Linked DNA regions of Homo sapiens: region 2 is linked to region 1. A link is a loop called in an ENCODE intact Hi-C map of the cell type or tissue named here. Cell type or tissue: lower leg skin. All regions are shown on one strand. Links, peaks and the distances in the headings refer to the core of each region. The heading gives the core; the rest is flanking DNA.

Region 1 (7,473 bases), core at 2,469-7,468:
ACTCGGGAGGCTGAGGCAGGAGAATGGCGTGAACCCAGGAGGCAGAGCTTGCAGTGAGCCAAGATCACACCACTGCACTCCAGCCTGGGCGACAGAACGAGACTCCGTCTCAAAAAAAAAAAAAAAAATGTGCTAGCAAGTAGCAGAGCTGGCTGTTCCCCAACCCCTGCCTTTCAACAGGGACCCCTCCAGCATAGAAGAGGAAGTCGTCACACACTGTCCTGCAGGGAGGGCAGCCGCTGTTCCAGAAGAGACCTTGCTGGGGCTGTGGAGGGGCTCAGCCTTGGGGTAAGAGGTTAATGGTTCTCTCTCATGGAGCAACTGACTTTGCAAAGGAGGGCAAGTCTCCCCTCCCTGAGCCCACTTAGGCATGGAAGCTGACCCTGAGTATCCCCTGCCATTGAGAGGAAGCTTGGGTGAAGCCAGCAGGGTAAACAGAGCCCACTCTTTTTGCAGAACTCTGAAAATTCTAAAAACCATTGAATTGTAAACGTTAAACAAGTGAATGGTATGGTATGTGAGTTAGATGCCAATAAACCTTCTATTTAGAAAACAGTTCACTCCCCAGGCACCTCTGGGAAAAGTTTCTTTAATAAAAAAGTTCTAGTACATATACACGATTGTCCTCACCCTTCATCTATAGCAACGCAACAGGGAAAATAAAAAATAAGGGGCAACCTAGGCACACTCAGTATAAAAACGCAGAGATCCATCCGAATGGGAGGCATTGGGGTCTGGAAACCAGAAATGCAGGACGGCCAGTGGGCCCAGCAGCTCTGGGCTGCACTTTTGAAGAACTTTCTCTAACGTTTTGAAGATAGCATTAAAAAAAAAAATTAAGTTGCACCAGGAGGCCTAAGAAGGTTCCATTCCAGAGAGAAAGTCCACTGTAGGTCAGTCACAGCAGGCCCAGGCCCAGGACACAGGGTTGAGCATTTTACGGCAGGTAAGAGGCTTCTGGAAACTTGGCCTCTGAGGCAACCCTGGCCCAGGTGGAGAGGTTTTCAGTGCTGAAGTCAAACTGCCCACATTCCTCCATCCTGAAAGGCTAAGGAAGCCACCACTCTAACGTCAGACTCATAGCCTGTCTCCGCCAAGTTGCTACGGCCACTTCCTGACAAGCTCCGAAGTCCTCAGCTGAAGGGGGAACTGAGACCCCTTGGAGATGCTCTGTGGCCTGACGTTTGGTCCCCAGCCCTGCAGGCAGGCCGCCTAGTCGTCCTCCCCGCCACCGTACATGTCTGCCAGCTTCTTGAAGCGGCTGCCCCACTCGTTCAGATAATCGTAATCTTGGTCTTGGTCGGAGGCGGAGGAGGTGAGGGAGCTCAGGGACGCGGCGTCGGAGCCGCTGCCCTCATAGTCGAACACCAAGAGGGTGTCGTAGGGCGGGGCTGTGGGGTCTGTGTTAGCCGCCTTCAGGTTCTGCGGCAACAGAGAACAGGTAGTTAGGAGCGGCGGGTCCTGCCTCTTGCCAGCTGCAAGCCTCCATTTCCTCTCTGTGAGCCCCTCTCTCCCCTCCCCTAAAGGTTTTGGAGGTAGAAATGAAAGAATGCGTTATTCATGCAGAATTCATTCACTCAGGGACCAGCAGACAGCAAGTGCTCAGTGCAACACAGGCCAGGGGGTAAGGGCAAGGACTGAAATCAGACAGCCCGGGCCAGAACTCACACCACACACTAGCTTTGTGGCCTTGGGCGAGTCCCTTAACCACTCTATGCCTGTTTCCTTGTCTGTAAAATGACAATAGTTTTTTTCTTCCTTTTTTAAAGGATGCATGCCTGTGACACAGCCTCGGGAGGTACTGAGGACATGTGCCTCCGTATAGTTTTAAAGGAACAGATGAATGAGTAAATGAGTAAATACCTGTAAAGCAGTTATTAGAATAGCACCTCGCAACAATAGCTATCATTATCTAATAAGCGCTACATGCTAGGTCAGTAGTTCCGAAACTTAAATTATCTGGAGAATCTTTTATAAATTCTGAAGCCCAGGCCACACCCAGTTCAATTATATCACAATCTTTGGAGGTGAGCTGAGGCATCAGTGGTTTCTGAAGGTGCCCAGGTGATTCCAACACGCAGGCAGGGTCGGGAACCACTGTGCTGGCACTGTCCTAGCTGCCTGCTCGTTCAATCCTTGAAGTCTTCTACAGCAGAGGCTCCAAACTTTGCCCCCCAGGTGCAATCACCTGGGATCTATAATCCAAACCCAGGTAGTCTGGCTCCAGAGTATTCAACTGCTATATGTGTTGAATAAATGAATAAATCATTCCTAATTTTTTTTTTTTTAAAGATGGAATCTCCCTTTGTTGCCCAGGCTGGAGTGCAATGATGTGATCTCGGCTCACTGCAACCTCCACCTCCTGGGTTCAAGCGATTCTCCTGCCTCAGCCTCCTGAGTAGCTGGGACTACAGGCGCCCACCAGGACGCCCAGCTAATTTTTTGTATTTTTAGTAGAGACAGGGTTTTACCATGTTGGCCAGGATAGTCTCAATCTCTTGACCTTGTGATCTGCCCGCCTCAGCCTCCCAAAGTGCTGGTGGGATTACAGGCATGAGCCACTGTGCCCGGCCTTTTTTTTTTTTTTGAGATGGAGTCTCCCTTTGTTGCCCAGGTGTGGGGGGCGCACGACAAGACATTCAAGCCTATGTAAGAGGCATGTGAGGTCGAGGCATGGAAAAATATTGAGGCGCTGTGTGCATGTTGTTTGTACACAAGACTAGATCTCCTGGACCTTGAAAACAGGACAGGGAGTAGTATGTGTGATAAGGAGCGCTGAACACAGCCTCCTAAAAATGTGGTTTGAGTGTTTTTTACAAGGCCATATGTGCCTCATACCCGACCGCCAAGAGCCACCTGGTGGATGTCTCTTGTTTGTCTAAATTGTAGTTTAAACAAGCTCTCTCAATAAATACCTGGCAGACAGATCTTAGAGTGACGCTCTCTCAAAGGAACTGCTCCCCGCCCCGCTCAGCTAGAATTGTCTGAGTACTTCATTCTCGGCATTCACTACAGCCATAAGTTGCACCCAGGTGCGATCTTGGCTCACTGCAACCTCCACCTCCCACCATGTTGGCCAGGCTGATCTCAAACTCCTGACGTCAAGTGATCTGCCCACCTTGGCCTCTGAAAGTTCTGAGATTACAGGCGTGAGGCACTGTGCCCAGCCTCCTAATCATTTTTGTTGTTGTTGTTGAGATGGAGTCTTGCTCTGTCACCCAGGCTGGAGTGCAGTGGCGTGATGTCGGCTCACTGCAACCTCTGCCTCCTTGGTTCAAGCGATTCTTGTGCTCAGCCTCCCGAGTAGCTGGGACTACAGGTGCCCGCCACCATGCCTGGCTAATTTTTGTATTTTTAGTAGAGATGGGGTTTCGCCATGTTGGCCAGGCTGGTCTTGAACTCCTGACCTCATGATTCACCCGTCTCAGCCTCCCAAAGTGCTCAGATTACAGGCGTGAGGCACCGTGCCCAGCCCCTCCTAATCATTTTTAACCACTCTGCAAGTGAGTTCTATGGAGGAAGAAACAAACCCCAGAAGTTACTCAAATAAGCCAGAGGTCAAAAGCTGGTTGGTGGTGGAGTCAGAATTTGAACCCAGACCCAAGACTCCAGGCCCATGCTTGTTCTCCTGTGTGGCTGGTGCTGGGCTTGAATAAAGGGTGGCCCTCGACTGGCCTGCCACGCCTCACCTCAATTATAAAGTTGCCGATTTCATCTGGGTTGGCTGGCCGAGGACGGTACATGGGTGTCGGGATGATGGTTGGTGCCACGTCATTGCGGAGAACCACCTCCGGCCTGGCCTCCAGACCTCGGTGGAGCTGGGTGATGTCATAGTCCTGTGGGGAAATGCAGGAGAGCAGGTGACTGAGGACTCCTGTCCCCCACTCCCCTGCCACTTACATCTCACCCCACACCCCCTACCCTTTGGATACTCTGGCTCATGGGGAGGTCTTACAAGACAGATGATGTCACAGATTTTGGAAAACCCTCGTTTCCATCCTCCCTTGTCCTAGCAAATTAAACATAGGCTTGAGGTTAACTTGGCTAGGGCCAAAGAGACTACAGCAATGGACCAGAGAAGTGCTGGAGGATGTTAGAAAAGGAAGACGCATGCTTCATGCCAGGGCCTGGTCAACACAGCTAACTTGGTCAGTTGGTTGACCCAACAGCCCTGCCAGTGGCCTTAGGGGCATCCACCTCCCAATCCCAGAGCCCCCAGTGCCCCACCTGGTCCTCTTCGCCACCCCCCTCTTCGCCATAGTAGAAGACGTTGTCACGGGTGTCATCTTCTGGGAGTAGGAGGGGCTCCTTGATCTTCCGCTTCTTTCTCACCAACAAAAGCAGCACCAGCAGGAGGACTGCAAGGGTTGGGGAGTGTGAGTGCTCCCTCTGTAACCACACAGTGGGCCAAGACCCCCAGGCCCTCAGAGCCCCTCTAACTGCAGATGTCCTCACTCAGTAGCCAGAGCTTAACATGCTACAATGGCTTTACTTGCACCTAGGAAAACTTCAACTCTTTATCAAGGCTGGCAAGATTTGGTCCCAGCCTATGCCTCCAAGTCCCCCTACCCACTAAGGTCTAGGCACATTGGCCTCCTCTGTGTTCCTTGAATACCCCCAGCAACTTCCCCTTAAGAACCTTCATACAGGCTCCTTCCTCACCTGGCAGACTCTATGCATACACATGGCTCCCACATGTCAGCTCTCAGCTTATAACACCTCCTCCTAGAAGATTCTGACTTCCTTCTCCTCACCCATAATGCTGTCAGTCTAACCAGATTGGTGGTACTGATCCTTAAGAAAACCTTTCGTCGGGATGTCGGGATGGGAACCTCCCAGCAGATGTTGTCTTTCAATGAGACTCTCTTTTAGTCACCAGATGTCCCCTAATTAGCCACAGACTTCAAGAACAAGATAATGCAACTTTCATAGGGTACAGTAATCTAAACTTACGTGGAATGCAGTGTTGGAATTTTTTTTTTTTTTTTTTGAGACAGAGTCTCACTCTTGTCGCCCAGGCTAGAGTGCACTGGTGCAATCTCGGCTCACTGCAACCTCCGCCTCCCAGGTTCAAGCCATTCTCCTGCCTCAGCCTCCCCAGTAGCTGGGATTACAGGTGCCTGCCACCAAGCCTGGCTAATTTTTGTATTTTCAGTAGAGACAGGGTTTCACCATGTTGGCCAGGCTGGTCTTGAACCCCCACCCTCAAGTGATCCAACTGCCTTGGCCTCCCGAAGTGCTGGGATTACAGGTGTGAGCCATTGCGCCTGGCCGGAATTTTTTTTTTTTTTTTTTTTTTTGAGAGGGAGTCTCGCTCTGTTGCCCAGACTGGAGTGCAGTGTCAGGATCTTGGCTCACTGCAACCTCTGCCTCCCAGGTTCAAGTGATTCTCCCACCTCAGCCTCCTGAGTAGCTGAGATTACAGGGGCCCATTTATTTATTTATTTATTTTTGAAACAGAGTCTCGCTCTGTCACCCAGGCTGGAATGCAGTGGCGTGATCTCAAATTTTTGTATTTTTAGTAGAGACGGGGTTTCACCATGTTGGCCAAGCTGGTCTCTAACTCCTGACCTCAGGTGATCTGCCTGCCTCAGCTCCCAAAGTGCTGGGATTACAGGCATAAGCCACTGTGCCCAGCCCCAGTGTTGGAATTTTAAAAGGGCCTGGCTTCAGTGATGTGGTCTGAAAGGCTGGCAGGCTATTTGGACATGGGGGGAACTGGCCAACTGGGGATCCTGGCTGCCTTCTCTCTCATGCCTACACACAGTTAACCCTGTATTAAGAGGGGACCCTCTAGCCATCTCTCTATGGCAGTTCGATTTAAGAGCATACACCACTGCTCAGGATCATTACTTTTTTGCCTGCTGATGGAACTGCTGTCTGTCCTTGGCCAGACAAAACAGACCCAACCTTCCTTGGGAGTCCACGGGTTCTGAAGATGCATGCACATGTGGGCTAGACAGTAACCTCTCCTCTCCCGAGTCTGGGGGAAGGCAAGACGCCAAATGGACTTCTCTGAACCCAGGTCTAGCTGCCTACTGACACCTCCACTTGGACTGGCCTGGCAAGTCTCTTCCCATGGTCCTTCCCAAAACGGCAAATGGAAATGCCATGTTTCTCCTTAAGCCGAAAGCCTTGCGATCATCCATGGGTCTTACCCTAATTCCACACATCAATCTGAAGGGACTCTACCTTGAAACATGACCACCTCTGACCACCTCAATGCTGCCATCCTAGCCTGAGCCTCCCATCACCTTTTTACCCCTGGATTATGGCTACAGCCTCCTAGATGGTCTCCCTGCCTCCACCTTCGCCCCCATATAGTCTGCTCAGCAGGAATCTTGCAAAACTTAAGTCAAATCACATCACCCCTCTGCTCAAAACCTTCTGATAACTTTCAGTTCTACCCAGAGTCTTCACAATAACCTATGAGGCCTGACATGATGGTACCCTGTGCCTGTCACTGCTCTGACCTAATTTCCTACTTTCTTTTTTGTTTTGTTTTTCTAAAGACAGAGTCTCGCCCTGTTGCCCAGGCTGGAGTGCAATGGTGTGATCTCGGCTGACTGCAACCTCCATCTCCTGGGTTCAAGTGATTCTCCTGCCTCAGCCTCCCAAGTAACTGGGATTACAGGCATGTGCCATCATGCCTGGCTAATTTTGTATTTTCAGTAGAGACAGGATTTCACCACATTGGCCAGGGTGGTCTCAAACTCCTGACCTCAAGTGATCCACCCACCTTGGCCTCCCAAAGTGTTGGGATTACAAGTGTGAGCCACTGCGCCCAGCAAAGAGCATGTTCTTGTTGTATTCATATGATTGATCTCTGACTGACGATGTGTGTTGTCTATATTAAGACCAAGTCAAAATGTGGAAAAAACAACTGTGATAGGTTCTATCTTTAGAGCCAAGAAATTTGTTTTTAACTAAACATTTCCTCCCACTAGACCAGTAATTTGCAGACTCTAGCATGTATCAGAATGCCTTGGGAGCTTGTTAACATGCAGATTACTGGGTTCTATTCCTAAATTTCTGAATCAGTAAGTCTGGAGCAGGGCCTGAGAAATTGCCTTTCTAATAATAGCAAATTCCTGGTGATGCTAATGCTGTTGGAAACCACCCTTTCAGAACCACTGTGCGGGCCCCTCCAGATGACCTGATGGCAGGGCCGAGTCTGTTTGCTCACCACTGTATCCCCAAAGCCTGGTACATTCCACAAGCCCCAGAAAGACCTACTGATTGACTGATGCTCCTAGAATTAGGAGTTTAAGGAGTGGACCGGGCGCAGTGGCTCACACCTGTAATCCCAGCATTTTGGGAGGCCAAGGCAGGTGGACTGCTTGAGCCCAGGAATTCAAGACCAGCCTGGGCAACATAGTGAGGCCCCATTTTTACAAAAAATACAAAAATGAGCTGGGCGTGGTGGCCCACACCTGTAGTCCCAGGAACTTGGGAGGCTGAGCTGGGAAGATC
Region 2 (6,314 bases), core at 1,315-6,314, 120 kb before region 1:
GGATGGTCTCGATCTCCTGACCTCATGATCCGCACGTCTCGGCCTCCCAAAGTGCTGGGATTACAGGCGTGAGCCACCGCGCCCGGCCGAAACTCCGTCTTTAAAAAAAAAAAAAAAAAAAGAAAACCAAGAAAACCAACAATACAACAGACAAGTTACTATAATAGTATGATGACCATCCATGAACTCTTCACCTGAGTTTACTCATTGTTAATACTTTGCCACATCTGCTCTGTCTATATTGACACACGCCTACATAATTTCTTGTTCTGCTGAACCATCTGCAAATAAATTGCAGAAGTCATGTTCCTTTACTTATAAATATGTCAATGTGTTATCTCCTAAGAACAAAGGCATTCTGTTATATAACCCCAATTTGATTTTCTTTTTTTTTCTTTTCTTTTTTTTTTTTTTTGGGACAGAGTCTCGTTCTGTCGCCCAGGCTGGAGTACAGTGGCGTGATCTCAGCTCACTGCAAGCTCCACCTCCCAGGTTCATGCCATTCTCCTGCCCCAGCCTCCTGAATAGCTGGGTCTACAGGCACCCGCCACCACGCCCGGCTAATTTTTTGTATTTTTAGTAGAGACGAGGTTTCACCATGTTAGCCAGGATAGTCTCGATCTCCTGACCTCAGATGATCCACCCATCTCGGCCTCCCAAAGCACTGGGATTGCAGGTGTGAGCCACCGTGACCAGTCTTGATTTTCAATTTTAGGAAACAAAACTTTGATAGAATTCTATTGTCGAATATATGGTGCATATTCGAATTGTCAGATTTTCCAAAAATGTCCTTTATAGCAACCTTGCACCCTTCTGGATTCAGGATCCAATATGGCCTTTCGTTGGCATGGCTCTTCCTTAGGTCTTTCTTTTCTGTCACTGACATTTTTGAAATGTGCTGGCCGTTGTTTTGTAGCATGCCCCTTAACTTGGGTTTGTCTGATTATTCCTCAAAATTTAGATTCAGGTAATCCATTTCAGGGGTCGGTGGGGGCAAGAACAGGACAGAGGTGATGCTGTGGCCTCCCTAGTGCAGGACACTGGGAGGCACATGATGTCTGTCTGTGCTTCTATTGATAACTTTGATCACTTGGATAAGGGAAAGGCCACCAGATTTCTTCACAGCAAAGGTGCCTTTTTTCACTGCATGATTAACCTATAATCTGCAGGTAGATAATTTGAGAATATCTTGTTCAGCAACTAATTTTCACCCAATGGATTTGGCATCTGTGGATGATTCTTGCTGAAGCAATGATTACTATAATCCTTATTTATTTTTAAAAGCAGACTCCTGCAGACCAGCTCCCCCAAACAATACAGTAGTTCCTAAATGGTGGCAACATGCCACCTCCTCTCCTGTCATGAACATCTGGAGATGCAGGTTGCCCTGTTGACCTGTGGGTGGACTGCACTATTGCCATTTAATGGGAGGTACAGGGAGGCTAACAGAGATCTACTGCTCAGTTATTTACTAGGGTCATGGAAAGGCTCTGAAAGAGAAACTAAGAAATCAAAGGAGGAAAGGGCTCTAAGAAACTGTGGGCTTGGCCTCACTTCTTTGGAAGTGCAAAGCAATGAATTACATCAAGTGGTCATTGTTCCAGGCGTAAGGGCCTCTGGAAACAGACACTAAAGACCTGGTCCCTGAATCTGCCCCAGGAGATGCTTTGAACTATCTATTTCACTACTGCAAGCTTTCAACCCAGCCTGGAAACTGTACAATCCAGGGTTTCATCACTGAACCTAATCCTACATTATTGTCTTTGACTTTTCATCATTCTTTTAAACTTCGATTAAAACCCATCTTGCCAGGCCTTACAGTTTGGAGCATGTAGAAATATCTCTAGATTATGAGGAGTCCATTGGCTACACATAGAAAATGAGAGTTTTTTTGTTTTTTGTTTTTGAGATGGAGTCTCACTCTGTCACCCAGGCTGGAGTGCAGTGACTCGATCTCAGCTCACTGCAACCTCAGCTTTTTGGGTTCAAGTGATTCTCGTGCCTCAGCCTCCCGAGTAGCTGGGATTACAGGTGTGTACCACCATGCCCAGCTAATTTCTTGTGTTTTTAGTGGAGGCAGGGGTTTCACCATGTTGGCCAGACTGGTCTTCAACACCTGGCCTCAAAGTGATCCACCTGCCTAGGCCTCCCTAAGTTTTGGGATTACAGGCATGAGCTGCTATGCCCAACCCAAAATGAGAGTATTTTAAAGCAAGTGTTGTAGTTGGTTGGTTGGCATGTGGGTTCTCAGTTCTCAGCATCTGTGTGATTTACATTATAGAGGTACCTTCAAGTTTGAAAGGAGAAATACTGATAGTAAGCTACTTAGAACACAATACTATGGGCTGGGTGCGGTGGCTCACGCCTGTAATCCCAGCACTTTAGGAGGCAGGCAGATCACTTGAGGTCAGAAGTTCGAGACCAGCCTGGCCAATGTGGTGAAGCCTTGTCTCTACTAAAAATACAAAAATTAGCCGGGCGTGGTGGCAGGCACCTGTAATCCTGGCTACATGGAAGGCTGAGGCATGAAAATTGCTTGAACCCAAGAGACAGAGGCTGCAGTAGGCAGAGATCACGCCACTGCACGCTAGCCTGGGCGACAAAGTGAGACTCCAAACTCAAAAAAACACAATAGTATGTATGCAAAGTAAAATTGCATTTCTACCATACTACAAGAGCTCAAAGAGAGGCAGCACATCAGACCAAGAACGGCTGTCTGTGAAGGGAAGGGAACAGGTGAAAGGAGCACAGATAAAGGGAATAAAAAATAAATTAAGAGAATGGTCTTGTACAGACAAATGACAAAATGCCATGAAGTACATATTATTGATTTACATATAAAATGATATAAAATAACCAGTTGCTGCAAGTCAGTTGAAAAATCCTCACACTTACGTTATTTTCTGTTCCATAAATGTGTCTGGCTCCTGGGCAGTGTAGGATGTGATTTCCTGGCCCACGCCAAAGTCCTCGGACACTTCCACTCTCTTTTCAGGAGGCACAAAGATGGGGGCTTCATTCACATCCAGCACATCCACGGTGACGGTGGCTGTGGAGGTGGTGAGAGAGACCTCAAAAGGTACCACATTCGTCACTGCTACGTGTAGAATGTACTGCTGCTTGGCCTCAAAATCCAAGCCCTAGAGAGCAGAAACAATGAAGTTAAAAACAAAACGAAACATTTTGTGTTAGTAAAAATAAAATTAAATCCTTAACTGTTGCTTTTGGTAATATATTAGGTTGGTGCAAAAGTAACTGTGGTTTCTGCCATGACTTTCAATGGCAGAAACCACAATTACTTACCATGGCTTCTCAAATCTGCTCACCTACTCAAGAGGAAGGCAAAGCTGGGGCTATTCTAGGGATCCAGTCACTTCAACAAGCAATTCACTCAAATTCTTAGTTTTCAAGTTTCTTTCCTTATTTTATTTTTTTCTGAGACAGAATTTTTGCTCTTGTCACCCAGGCTGGAATGCAATGGCTCACTGCAACCTCCACCTCCTGGGTTCAAGCAATTCTCCTGCCTCAGCCTCCCTAGTAGCTGGGATTACAGGAGCCCGCCACCACACCTGGCTAATTTTTTGTATTTTTAGTAGAGACGACGTTTCACCATGTTGGCCAGGCTGGTCTCGAACTCCTGACCTCAGGTGATCCACCCGCCTTGGCCTCCCAAAGTGTTGGGATTACAGACATCAGCAACTGCACCCGGCCATCTTTTTTTTTTTTTTTTTTTAAGAGATGGAGTCTCATTCTATTGCCCAGGTTGGAGTACAGTGGCATGATCATAGCTGAGTGCAGCTTCAACCCCCTGGGCTCAAGTGATTCTCCCACCTCAGCCTCCCAAGTAGTTGGGCCCACCGCCATACACTACTGCGCTTGGCTAGTTTTCAAGTTTCTAGGACATTTTTCAAAAACAACCATATCTGCCCCACTTCTAAAATAAACCAGCACAAGAGCAGAGACCAGTAAATCATTTTCTCTGTCACCGCAAAATGGAAAGAGCTGAGGGAAGGAGAATGTTTCTGGGAAAGAGCCTATTAAAGCAGATAGTACTTCTTTTTCAATTTCAGGATCCTGTGTAACAGCTTCTTGATTTCTTTTTTTTTTCAGACAGAGTCTCACTCTGTTGCCCAGGCCAGGGTGCAGTAGCACGATCTTGGCTCACTACAACCTCTGTCTTCCAGGCTCAAGCGATTCTCCTGCTTCAGCCTCCCAAGCAGCAGGGATTACAAGTGTGCACCACCACGCCCAGTTAATTTTTGTATTTTTGGTAGAGACAGGTTTTCACCATGTTGGCCAGGCTGGTCCCAAACTCCCGACCTCAGGTGATCTGCCCGCCTCGGCCTCCCAAAGTGCTGGGATTGCAGGCATGAGCCACCATGAGCCACCAAGAAGCCTTAGCTTCTTGATTTCCTTTTTTTGAGACGAAGTCTCACTCTGTTGCCGGGCTGGAGTGCAGTGGCACGATCCTGGCTCACTGCAACCTCCCTCTCCTAGGTTCAAGCGATTCTCCTGCCTCAGCCTCCCTAGTAGCTGGGACTATAGGTGCACACCACCATGCCCAGCTAATTTTTGTATTTTTAGTAGAGATGGGGTTTCACCATGTTGGTCAGGATGATCTCGATCTCTTGACCTTGTGATCTGCCCGCCTTGGCCTCCCAAAGTGCTATGATTACAGGCGTGAGCCACCACGCCCGGCCTCCTTTTCCCCGCCCACCCCTGGAGACTGAGTCTTGCTCTGTCACCCAGAGCTGGAGTGCAATGGCACGATCTTGGCTCACTGCAACCTCCACCTCCCAGGTTCAAGCAATTCTCCTGCCTCAGCCTCCCTAGTAGCTGAGATTACAGGCACGTGCCACCATGCCTGGCTAATTTTTGTATTTTTAGCAGAGACTCAAACTCCTGACCTCGTGATCTGCCTGCCTCAGCGTCCCTAAGTGCTGGGATTACAGGCGTGAGCCACCACACACAGCACAGTTTCTTGATTTCTTACATGAGCAGGAAGAGCCACTGCAAATCCCACATGGTCCACTACAATCTGGGAAAGTCACCCTGTCCCCCTGCCAAAGCGAATCTACTTCTAAGAAGATACCAGGGGACAAGGGTATGAACAGCTGTGAGGATGCCAGTTTCTGCATCTTGCCAGGTACCATACAAACCTTTGCTGTTTTCAAAATGCCATCGTTGTTCACTGGATTTGTGGTGACGACAAATTGTCCACCATCATCATTCAATATGGTGTATACAGCCTCCCACGCTGGGGTATTGGGGGCATCAGCATCAGTCACTTTCAGTGTGGTGATTACGACGTTAGCCTCGTTCTCAGGCACCTGACCCTTGTACTGCAGAGCAAAGAGATGTGTCATTTACAAAGTACCAAGACTGCTAGCAGAGCTGAGTCTCAGGGGGCTAAAGGATTCCTCTTTTTTTGTTGTTCTTTTGAGATAAGATCTCACTGTCACCAGGCTGGAGTGTATTTGAGCGATCATGGCTCACTGTAGCCTCAACCTCCTGGGCTCAAGCAATCCTCCCACCTCAGCCTCCAGAGTAGCTGGGACCACAGGCATGCACCACCACACCTGGCTAACTGAAAGCAAGCTTCAAGGAGAAGATGTGACAAGGAGAGGCCAGGCAATGGGCGCACTGGGGTGCAATGGTACAATCTCGGCTCACTGCAGCCTCCGCCTCCTGGGTTCAAGCAACTCTCATGCCTCAGATGCCCGAGTAGCTGGGATTACAAGCATGCACCACCACGCCCAGCTAATTTTTGTATTTTTAGTGGAGATGGAGTTTCGCCACGTTGGCCAGGCTGGTCTCAAACTCCATCCTCAAGGGATCCACCAGCCTTGGCCTCTCAACTTGCTAGATTACAGGTGTGAGCCACCACGCCTGGCCATTATACAGGATGATTTAAACTTACCCTACTTGGTTCTCAATACCTTCTCCTTGAATGCATGTAATATCCTTGGCATACAATAATTCTCATAAGATGTCTTCCTGGCTATACCAGAAACACCATGAGAATGGAATCTTTGTGTGTGATGGTCTCTCCAGTGTCTAACACAGTGCCTAATATAAACTTAGAAAATATTTGTTCAATAAAGAAATGAAACCAGGTAATATTTGCTATAAAAATGTACCATGAGACTATGAAATCAGTAGGTGCTTTTTGCAACTTCACAATCTTGCACCAATTGGCCCCAGGCCAAGGGTGGAAAAAAGATACTAAAAGACAACTGCCATCTCAAGATGCTTGCTTTTAAGTTTAAAGTTAACATTCTCTAGTCTGGAGAGAGTTTTCAAAGACTTCGCCC

The links. Hi-C counts contacts between places; a loop is a spot of excess contacts. Peaks named below come from ENCODE experiments on the same cell type or tissue, not always from the same donor. Only the 100,000 strongest peaks of a DNase experiment are listed, where the experiment ranks them.
Region 2: a loop joins it to region 1, with 2.4 times the contacts of the local background. A loop is called at or near these places in 46 of 110 quality-filtered maps.

What each region holds. Positions count from the first base shown.
Region 1 is chr16:68,692,140-68,699,612 of GRCh38, reverse strand. It overlaps CDH3 (cadherin 3), which reads right to left. Exons shown (of 16, transcript NM_001793.6): 14 at 4,228-4,358; 15 at 3,690-3,836; 16 at 1-1,422. The coding sequence ends at 1,213. Among named protein-coding and RNA genes, the nearest start is that of CDH1, 41 kb to the left of the region's middle. In lower leg skin, for the core only: no CTCF peak of the experiment used is centred there; no DNase peak of the experiment used is centred there.
Region 2 is chr16:68,812,341-68,818,654 of GRCh38, reverse strand. CDH1 (cadherin 1) reads right to left here. Exons shown (of 16, transcript NM_004360.5): 9 at 5,160-5,342; 10 at 2,896-3,140. Among named protein-coding and RNA genes, the nearest start is that of TANGO6, 28 kb to the left of the region's middle. In lower leg skin, for the core only: no CTCF peak of the experiment used is centred there; no DNase peak of the experiment used is centred there.